Regions from separate parts of the Homo sapiens genome. Here region 1 is linked to region 2. A link is an interaction called in ENCODE POLR2A ChIA-PET data of the cell type or tissue named here. Cell type or tissue: GM12878. All regions are shown on one strand. Each heading gives the region's core, and the rest is flanking DNA. Links, peaks and the distances in the headings are about the cores only. Region 1 has its middle 4.3 kb from the start of RHOV. Region 2 overlaps RAD51 (RAD51 recombinase).

What was found. Peaks named below come from ENCODE experiments on the same cell type or tissue, not always from the same donor. Only the 100,000 strongest peaks of a DNase experiment are listed, where the experiment ranks them.
Region 1: POLR2A ChIA-PET joins it to region 2 with 5 read pairs; 7 of 35 experiments call an interaction of 5 or more read pairs at or near these places.

The regions. Positions count from the first base shown.
Region 1 is chr15:40,875,828-40,881,203 of GRCh38, reverse strand. No RefSeq gene overlaps it. Among named protein-coding and RNA genes, the nearest start is that of RHOV, 4.3 kb to the right of the region's middle. In GM12878, for the core only: no CTCF peak of the experiment used is centred there; no DNase peak of the experiment used is centred there; H3K27ac peaks cover 808 bases.
Region 2 is chr15:40,716,607-40,721,982 of GRCh38, reverse strand. It overlaps RAD51 (RAD51 recombinase), which reads right to left. Exons shown (of 10, transcript NM_002875.5): 6 at 3,084-3,178. Among named protein-coding and RNA genes, the nearest start is that of RAD51, 24 kb to the right of the region's middle. In GM12878, for the core only: no CTCF peak of the experiment used is centred there; no DNase peak of the experiment used is centred there.

The DNA of each region.
Region 1 (5,376 bases), core at 241-5,240, 160 kb before region 2:
AGGATCACTTGAGCTTGGGAGGTCGAGGCTACAGTGAGCCCTGATCGCACAACTGTACTCCAGCCTGGGTGACACAGCAAGACTCTGTCTCCACAAAGAAAATAAATAAAATGCATAAAATAAAGAAAAAGGAAGAGAAAAACCTATGGTGGCCCAATTTCCACTGAAAGCTCAGAAAGTGGGTAGTCAAGTTATTGTATTATTATTATTGTATCATATAACTATATTATAATATATAATTATATATTAAGTTATATATAATATATAATTATTATCAGTATGTTGGTAAGCAAGTGTTAAATATAAAATTCTTTTTCTTGAATTCTGTTTTTATTTCAAAGCTTTCTGACCTGCCCATCTCAGTCTCTGAGCTCATCCTAAGCAGCAGGCCTGATTTTGGGGGTCTTGGACTGGAGTATGCAGAAGAAACAGAAAAAGACAATGAGAGTGCATTCACTCAAAAACAACCTCTCTCTGGATGGAGCCCTTGGAATAACTTTTCCCCACCACTGGTGTTCTTTCGTTTTTGTTTTTAATTTTTTTGAGATGGAGTCTCGCTCTGTCTCCTAGGCTGGAGTGCAGTGGCGTGATCTCAGCTCACTGTAACCTCCGCCTCCCAGGTTCAAGCAATTCTCCCTACATCAGCTGCCGGAGTAGCTGGGATTACAGGTGCATGCAACCATGCCCAGCTAATTTTTGTGTTTTTAGTAGAGACAGGGTTTCACCATGTTGGCCAGGCTGCTCTTGAACTCCTGACTTCAGGTGATCTGCCTGCCTCAGCCTCCCAAAGTGCTGGGATTACAGACGTGAGCCACCGTGCCTGGCCGTGGTGTTCTTTTGTTAATCCCTTATTTGCCAGCGGAATAATTGTGGTGGTAGGGTAGGGGGTTGGTTTCTTTTGGTTTATTCTTGTCCAGGTTTTGCTATAGGCATTCCAGTGTTTTCAGTAAACTTAAGATATGGAATTAACAAAAATACCTAATAAAACTTGACAACACTGGCTGGGCACAGTGGCTCATGCCTGTAATCCCAGCACTTTGGGAGGCCGAGGCAGGTGGATCACCTGAGGTCAGCAGTTCGAGACCAGCCTGATCAACATGGTGAAACCTCATCTCTACTAAAAATACAAAAAGTAGCTGGGCGTGGTGGTCCACTCCTGTAGTCCTAGCTACTTGGGAGGCTGAGGCAGGAGAATCGCTTGAACTAGGAGGCAGAGGTTGTAGTGAGCCAAGATCTTGCCACTGCACTGTGGCCTGGCCGACAGAGCCAGACTCTATCTTAAAAAAAAAAAAAACTTGACCACGCCTGAGGGTGGACCTGTGGTTGGCTTGTTCATTCTGGAACAGACTGCCACTTACTAGTTTCTTTCATCTTGGGGCAGGTCCCCTATACTCACTGATAAAATGGGAATAGACACACGCACGCACACACACACACACAGCCACACCTTCTCAGACACACCCCTCTCCTAAGCCATGTCACTTGGTTCTTATGAGACAGGGCAGACTGCAGCACTTTTACAAGTCTAAAGCCATATACAGCTGTGATGGACATTTTGGAGGCAAGATATTACTGCCGTGATTCAATGTCAGGGCTATGGTTGAGTTTTTTAGTTTTTGGTTTTTTTTAAGTAAACTATTTTTTTTTTGCCTTTTTTTGCGGTGGGGGGATAGGGGGTGCAGAATCTCACTCTGTCACACAGGCTGGAGTGCAGTGGCTCACTGCAGCCTCAACCTCACAGGCTCAGGTGATCCTCCCACCTCAGCCTCCTGAGTAGCTGGGACTTACAGGTGCATGCCACCATGCCCCATTAATTTTTTTTTTTTTTTTTGAGACTGGGTTTTGCCATGTTGTCCAGGCTGGTCTTGAAATCCTGGGTTCAAGCAATCCTCCTGCCTTGGCCTCTCAAAGTGCTGAGATTGAAGGAATGAGCCACCAGGCCCGGCATGTCTCACTTATTTATGTATTTAATTATTTATTTATATTGGTATAGACTTGTATATTTCCTGCCCCAGTCCTATAATCTGCTATTTCTCCATGGAGAATGTCAGAGCCAAGTTTTAATCCTAGCAAATGTGTGTCTAGCTGGAAGTTGGGGCAGAAGATCTGGCAGGCAGCAGGAATAAGACCCAGCCTACCCTTAGGAGGGGAGTTTCCCAGCAGTAGCAGCCAGAATTGCAAACTTCCCCAGCAAGTCCTTCTCTGAGAAACAGGTGACTCATCAGCACCTTAAGTTGTTTCCTCCCTCCCCCTCTTGCTGACAAAACTGCCCCTAAACCAGCTCAGACAGAGGGACCTAGGTTGGAAAGTGTCCCCACCTAAGCGGCCAGAAAATAATGACCTGTCTCAGGCCACATCAGGGCTTTTACCTGTGCCCAAGCAGACATCTCCCCCAATTTGTGTATTTACACCCCTCCTGCCTGCAGAAAGGATGAAACAGGATTACCCTCAAATTTACAGCTATAATTAAACTATTATTAAAATCCAGGTAAAAAAACAAGAGCACTGCAAAGAAGAGCGTGTGTGTGTGTGTGTGTGTGTGTGTGTGTGTGTGTGTGTGTGCGCGCGTGTGTAGTAATTCTGTCCCAGACACCTGGGCTGGGGCAGCTTCCCTGGGATCCCTGAATCACAGATTGCTAGCACCAGAAAGGCTTTCAGAGATAAACATGCTTCACCTGTCATTTTATAGGACTGAGACAGATGAAGTGATTTGGTAGGCATCACACAGCTAGTGAGCTGAAGAACTGGGAACACTGGGACAGGTCTCCTGATGTCCAGGTCTTTTAAAATGCCACTCCTGGCCGGGCGCGGTGGCTCACGCCTGTAATCCCAGCACTTTGGGAGGCCGAGGCGGGTGGATCATGAGGTCAGGAGATCGAGACCATCCTGGCTAACAAGGTGAATCCCCGTCTCTACTAAAAATACAAAAAAAAAATTAGCCGGGCGCGGTGGCGGGCGCCTGTAGTCCCAGCTACTCGGGAGGCTGAGGCAGGAGAATGGCGTGAACCCGGGAAGCGGAGCTTGCAGTGAGCCGAGATTGCGTCACTGCAGTCCGCAGTCCGGCCTGGGTGACAGAGCGAGACTCCGTCTCAAAAAAAAAAAAAAAAAAAAAATGCCACTCCTTTTCCAGGAGAGCAAATACAACAGCTTTTGGGCTTTCTAGAGGAATACAAAGGCAGGACAACAGGTAAGGCCTCTTTCACTTGCTAGATGAATAAACTTATGTGGATGTGTCTGAGAAGTTTTTGAGACTTGGGGCTACAATTAGGGATTATTAGCATCCCCAGACATTCAGAGGTATGGCATGTAGGATGAAGACATTGGCATGTAGAAGTGGTTACAGGGGCTCCTACGATTTCCCCATCCCCATAGTCGAGATTTTAATGATTAAGTCATCTTTCTAGCTGTAGTCCTCTCCTTTGGGCTCAAAAAGAGAAAACAAGAAATCTCAGCACTTTGGGAGGCCAAGGAAGGTGGATTGCTTAAGCTCAGGAGTTCAAGACCAGCCAGGCCAAAATGGTGAAACCCTGTCTCTACCAAAAATATAAAAATTAGCCAGGCATGGTGTCATGCACCTGTAGTCCCAGCTACTTGGGAGGCTGAGGCAGGAGAATCGCTTGAACCTGGGAGGTGAAGGTTGCAGTGAGCTGAGGTTGAATCTGTTGATCTGGGCCACAGAGCGAGACCCTGGCAAAAAAAAAAAAAAGAAAAAGAAAAGAAAAATCAGGGAACCTGTCACTTTTTCTAAGAGATGTAAAGATTTGGTTTGGATTTATGGCTTTTTTTTTTTAGACTGAGTCTCGCTCTATCACCCAGGCTGGAGTGCAGTGGCGCGATCTCGGCTCATTTGCAACCTCTGCCTCCCAGGTTCAAGCAATTCTTGTGCCTCAGCCTCCCAAGTAGCTGGGATTACAGGCGCCACCACCACGCCCGGCTAATTTTTGTATTTTTAGTAGAGACGGGGTTTCACCATGTTGGCCAGGCTGGTCTCGAACTCCTGACCTCAAGTGATCCACCCACCTCAGCCTCCCAAAGTGCTGGGATTACAGGTGTGAGCCACCGCACCTGGACGGATTTATGGCTTTTATACTACCAGCTCTTGGAGAAATAGAATTATCTCTTTTAATATTCACTGCCCCTCCCCCTCCCAACATTCTCCTTTCCCAAAACTCGTGAATGGCTGACTCCCTGAAGGTGACGGTGTTTTCTGTGATCTTTGCATAGGCTGAGATGAAAGGGTCAGAGATCAGAGAAAGGATTCTGGGCCTGGTGTCACTTGGTGTGGTTGCAATAAAGAGACAAAATTAGCATCAGGCTACTCTTCACTTGCTCTCCAGGTGACCTTCCCAGGGCTACCTGGGAGATATTGTCTCAGTCTGCAAACTCCTTCTAGGGCAAGGGCAGTGGGTGGCCCAGAACAGCATCTGCAGATAGGTAATTATTATGTGCTTTTGATGATGATGAGATAATATTAGGTATTTGGAGATTTATAAAATATTCAAATGGAAATTGTCCTTGAAGATCCTCCCCAGCTAGCTTCTCAGCACCCTGAGTTCCTTTAGCTGAGGGGAGTGAAAGTGTTCACAGCTTGCCTTCAGGCTGAGTCTAGAGAAAGCTCTCCTCTGAAAAGGAGTACAGTACATTCCTGCCTGCTGTATTCACACTTGTGTTTCTCTGCCTCTCTCATGATCTGTATACAGCTGAGCCTTGAACAACATGGGTGTGAACTGTACAGGTCCATTTTAGGCAGAATTTTTTCAATAAAAGTTACACTGAGGGCCGTGTGTGGTGGGTCATGCCTTTAATCCCAGCACTTTGGGAGGCTGAGGCCTGAGGATCACTTGAAGCCAGGAGTTGAAGACCAGCCTGGGCAAAAAAGCAAGACTGTCTCTACAAAAAAAAAAAATTAAAAAAATGTAGCCTGGCCTGGGGGTGCATGCCTGTAATCCCAGCTACTTGGAAGGCTGGGGCGGGATTGCTTGAGGCCAGGAGTTTGGACGCTGCAGTGAGCTATGCTCGCGTCATTGCACTCCAGACTGTGCAACAGATCAAGACCACATCTCTAAAAATAGATAAAAGTTATACCAAGTGTGCCTGCCTTTCCTGCCTCCCCTTCCACCTTCTCCACCTCTGCCACCCCTGACGCAGCAAGACCAACTCCTTTTCCTCCTTCTCCTCAGCCTACCCAACTGGAGACCACAAGGGTGCAGACCTTTACGATGATTCTAACTTTCTGATACAGGTCAGAAGAAAAAAGTTTGAAAATATGATAAGCCTCCTGGGCGTGGTGGCTCATACCTGTAATCCTAGCACTTTGGGAGGCCGAGGCAGATGGATCACCTGAGGTCAAGAGTTCAAGACCAGCCTGGCCAACAT
Region 2 (5,376 bases), core at 70-5,069:
GCTAAAATGATATTTCATTGTGTGTATGTACATTTTATCTATTCATTTGTCAATGGACATTGGGTTATTTCCAAAGCTATTGTGAGTAATGCTGCTATGAACATCGCTGTCCAAGTATCTGAGTTCCTGTTTTCAATTCTTTATATAGCTGGAAATGGAACTGCTGGATCACATGGTCATTCTGTGTTTAATTTTTTGAGGAATGACCACACTGTTATCTATTTTAATTTTTATGTGTGGTATATAGTAAGGGTCTAAAGTTATTTTGCATTTGGAAATTCATCTACATCAGCACTGTTTATTGAAAAGACCATTTTTTCCCTCATTAAATTGCCTTGTCAGCCAGGTTTAGTGGCTCACATCTGTAATCCTAACACTTTGGGAGGCTGAGTAGGGATGATCACCTGAGGCCAGGAGTTCGAGACCAGCCAGGGCAAGACAGCGAGACCACGTGTATTTGTAAAAAATTTTAAATTTTAAAAAAATTGCCTGTTACCTTTGTCAAAAATGAAGTGACCATAAAGGTTTCATTTCCGAACTCTCCATATTTATCCATATGCCATCACCATATTGTCTTGGTTATTGTAGCTTTATAATAAGAATTTAAACCAAAAAGTCTAAGACCTCAAATTTTCTTTTTTTTCCAGACATTTCGGCTATTCTGGGTCCTTTGCATTTCCACGTTATGTTCCATAAATATTATGATTACTTTGTAAATTTCTGCAAAAAAAGCTTGCTGGAATTTTGATAAGGATTGGGTTGAATCTATAGATAAAATCTGAGGAGAACTGCCTTTTCTTGAGATAGAGTCTCGCTTTGTCACCCAGGCTGGAGTGCAGTGGCGCGATCTCAGGTCACTGCAACTTCTGCCTCCCTGGTTCAAGTGATTCTCCTTCCTTACCCTCCCAAGTAGCTCAGACTACAGGCAGTGTGCCACCATGCCTGGCTAATTTTTGTATTTTTAGTAGAGACAGGGTTTTGCCATGCTGGCCAGACTGGTCTCGAACTCCTGACCTCAGGTGATCCGCCCACCTTGGCCTCCCAAAGTGTTGGGATTACAGGTGTGCACCACAGTACCTGGCCAAGAATGCCATTTTAGTAATCTTGAGTTTTCCCATCCATGATGTGGAATGCTTCTCTTTATGTAAATCTTCAATTTTTCTCAGTAATGTTTCAGAGTTTTTGCTGTACAAATCTTACATTTCTTTTGTTAAATTTATTCCTAAGTATTTTATTCTTTTTCTTGCTACTGTGAATGAAGTTTTTTTTTCAAGTTTTACTTTTGAATTGTTATTGTCTAGTATATACAAATACAATGGATTTTCGTATATTGATATTGTATTCTGCAACTTTGCTGAACAGTTATTTAGTTCTAGTTTTTCTTGTGGATGGATTCCTTAGGATTTTCTACATATGGCACCATGTCATTAGCAAATAGTTTTCCTTCTTCCATTCCAATCTGGATGCCGTTTATTTCATCTGCTTGTCTGACTACACTGTCTATAATCTTTGGTACATTGCTGAATGTAAATAGTGAAAGTGGGCATCCTTGCCTTGTTACTGACTTTAGGGGGAAAAGCATTCAGAATTTCACCATTAAGGCCGGGTGCAGTGGCTCACACCTGTAATCCCAGCACTTTTGGGAGGCCAAGGCAGGCAGATCACTTGAGGTCAGGTTTGAGACCAGCCTGGCCAACATGGAGAAACCCTGTCTCTTCTAAAAATACAAAAATTAGCCAGGCTAATTTTTGGCTGAGGCAGGAGAGTCACTTGAACCCAAGAGGTGGAAGTTGCAGTGAGCCGAAATAGCACCACTGCATTCCAGCCTGGGTAACAGAGCACCATTTAGTATGATGCTACCTGTAGGTTTTTCACAGATGCCCTTTAGCAGGGCCTCTGATACATGTTATATTCATTATTGAGAGTGAAATATTGAAGCCTGTATCCATTAATGAAAATGAAAAACTGGTCCCTTACTATTATTGATGAGTTGTCTATTTTCCCCTTTAATTCAGTTTTTGTTTCATGTTATTTTGGGGTTTTGTTGTTAGGCGTGTGTGTATCTTTACAACTGTTATATCTTCCTGACAAACTGACCTTTTAATTATAAAATGTTCCTCTTTGTATATAATGTGTTTGTCTTTTTTTTTTGAGACGGATTCTTGCTCTGTCGCCCAGGCTGGAGTGCAGTGGCGCGATCTCGGCTCACTGCAAGCTCCGCCTCCCGGGTTCAGGCCATTCTCCTGCCTCAGCCTCCCGAGTAGCTGGGACTACAGGCACCCACCAACACACCCGGCTAACTTTTTGTATTTTTAATAGAGACGAGGTTTCACTGTGTTAGCCAGGATGGTTTCGATCTCCTGACCTCGTGATCCACCCGCTTCAGCCTCCCAAAGTGTTGGGATTACAGGCGTGAGCCACAGCGCCCAGCCAATGTGTCTGCCTTAAAGTGTACTTTGTCTGATATTAGTATAGCCACGCAGTGTCTCTTATGGTTACTATTTGCATGCAATATCTTTCTCCATTCTTTTACTTTCTAAAGGGTTTCTCTGGAAGAAAACATATAGTTGGATTTTTTTTTTTTAAATCCAGTCTGACAGCAACTCTAAAGAATGCCTTTTTCTGGCCGGGTGCGGTGGCTCACACCTGTAATCCCAGCACTTTGGGAAGTCAAGGCAGGTGGATCACCTGAGGTCAGGAGTCTGAGACCAGCCTGGCCAATATGGTGAAACCCCATCTCTACTAAAAATACAAAAAATTAGCTGGGTGTGGTGGTGTGCGCCTGTAATCCCAGCTACTAGGAAGGCTGAGGTGGGAGAGTTGCTTGAACCCGGGAGGCAGAGGTTGCAGTGACCTGAGATCACGCCACCGCACTCTAGCCTGGGTGACAAGAGCGAGACTCCATCTGAAGAAAAAAAAAAAAAAGAATGCCTTTTTCTACTAAGGAAGTCATTCTTTTGAACCACACATACAACTTTGGGACGTGGGGTTATAGAAGAGACATTCTTCGGCCAAACTAACCCTGGCAATCACTACATTGATAAGTGTAGCCATAGTCTCTCTTATCTAAACCAGTAACCTACCTCTCAGCCACTGCCAGCAGCCGTTCTGGCCTAAAGGTACCCTCAGTGTCAATGTACATGGCCTTTCCTTCACCTCCACCCCGGTCAATGGGAAGCTATAGAGAACAAAAACAACAGTAGAAATGAACATTGTATTTCTGATACAGCTGACCAAGCTCCTCATGACATCTTTATAATTCCTCCAAGGCAAAGGGAAAAAAACATTTAAAAATGACAGTGGTAGGAAGGAGGCATTCCCTTCTGATATTAATAGAAATACAGCTAGAAAAATATGTAAAGCTGATTGTGTCTCAGTACATACAGCTAGTCCTGTCAGAACTGGACTGCTTAGAAATATAGCCCAAAGTAGGTAATAAAATTCTTTTCTTCTTTTTTTTTTTTTTCTTGCGATAGTCTCACTGTTGCCCAGGCTGGAGTGCAGTGGCGTTATCTCGGTTCACTGCAACCTCCACCTCCTGGGTTCAAGCAACTCTCCTGCCTCAGCCTCCTGAGTTGTTGAGATTAAAGGTCCATGCCACCACGCCCAGCTAATTTTTGTATTTTTAGTAGAAACAGGGTTTCACCAAGTTGGCTAGGCTGGTCTTGAACTCCTGACCTCAGGTGATCTGCCTGCCTTGGCCTCCCAAAGTGTTGGGATTATAGGCACGAGCCACTGCACCTGGCCTTTTTTTGTTTTGGAGACAGGGTCTCACTCCGCCGCCCAGGCTGGAGTGCAGTGGTGCAATCTTGGCTCACTGCAACCTCTGCCTTCCGGGCTCTGGAGATCCTCCCATCTCACCTCCCAAATAGCTGAGACCATAGGTGTGCACCACCACACCCGATTAAATTTTTTTATAGATAGGGTTTTGCCACATTGCCCAGGCTGGTCTTGAACTCCTGGACTCAAGTGATCTGCCCGCCTCGGCCTCTTAAAGTGCTGGGATTACAGGCGTGAGCCACCACACCTGGCCAGTAATAAAATTCTAGAACTGCATACCAACACAAGACTGATCAATTCAAAAGTACAGAAACTTGGAAGACCATTTACCTTAGCTTTAATCAATAATGGGCCATGATCCAAAGCCCAGTTAATTTTAGCATGTCTATATCAAACTTATACTTCACTTTATTGAGCAGTTCATTCTTTAGGGGTACTAAAGGGACTAGTCAATGCCCTCGGAGTGTCTATAGCAAATTTCGAGTGTGAGCAAGAAAGAAGAAAAAAACATATTTACTCCAATAGTATAAACAAGATGTTTAAAATGAACAATTGGAGAAAACAGAAAAATAAGTAGAAAGAATTTTAAAGAGAAAACAAAAAGGAAAGAAAAGAGAAGTAAATGAAATGCCATGAAAACTGTCTTATGAGCCACTCAAGGAAATCTCTGCTTTAGACTACCCATTCCATACCAGATACCTTTGAATTTTTCTACAAAGTTTAAGTGAATGATGCTAAAGGGTAATTTCTACTCTAGAAATCTACTTTGGAGTCATAATTCCCATTTAAATTATGAGGAAAATCCTTTAGAACATTTTATGTTAAAGGCCTAGGAGAACCAAATTTTTTCTTTCTTTTTTTTCTGAGACGGAGTTTCGCTCTTGTTGCCCAGGCTGGAGTGCAATGGCATGATCTTGCCTCACCACAACCTCTGCCTCCCGGGTTCAAGGGATTCTCCTCCCTCAGCCTCCCAAGTAGCTGGGATTTCAGGCATGCACCACCACGCCCGGCTAATTTTGCATTTTTTAGTAAAAATGGGGTTTCTCCACGTTGGTCAGGCTGGTCTTTAACTCCTGACCTAAGGTGATTCACCCACCTTGGCCTCCCAAAGTGCTGGGAGGCGTGAGCCACTGCACCCAGCCCAAATTTTCTTTCTTATCTTTGAGAATTTTTTTTTGAAATTACAAAACAACTATATGCTTATATTAAAAATCTAAACAATATAAAAGTAGAGGGCCGGAGGCCAGGCGCAGTGGCTAACGCCTGTAATCCCAGCACTTTGGGAGGCCGAAGCAGGTGGATCACCTGAGGTCAGGAGACCGAGACCATCCTGGCTAACATGGTAAAACCTTGTCTCTACTAAAAATACAAAAAATTAGCCGGGCGTGGTGGCGGCCACCTGTAGTCCCAACTACTTGGGAGGCTGAGGCAGGAGAATGGCGTGAACCTGGGAGGCAGAGCTTGCAGTGAGCCGAGATCGTGCCACTACACTCCAGCCTGGGTGACAGAGCGAGATTCCATCTCAAAAAAAAAAAAAAAAAAAAAGAAGTAGAGAGGCCAGGCATGGGGGCTCACACCTGTAATCCCAGCGAGTGG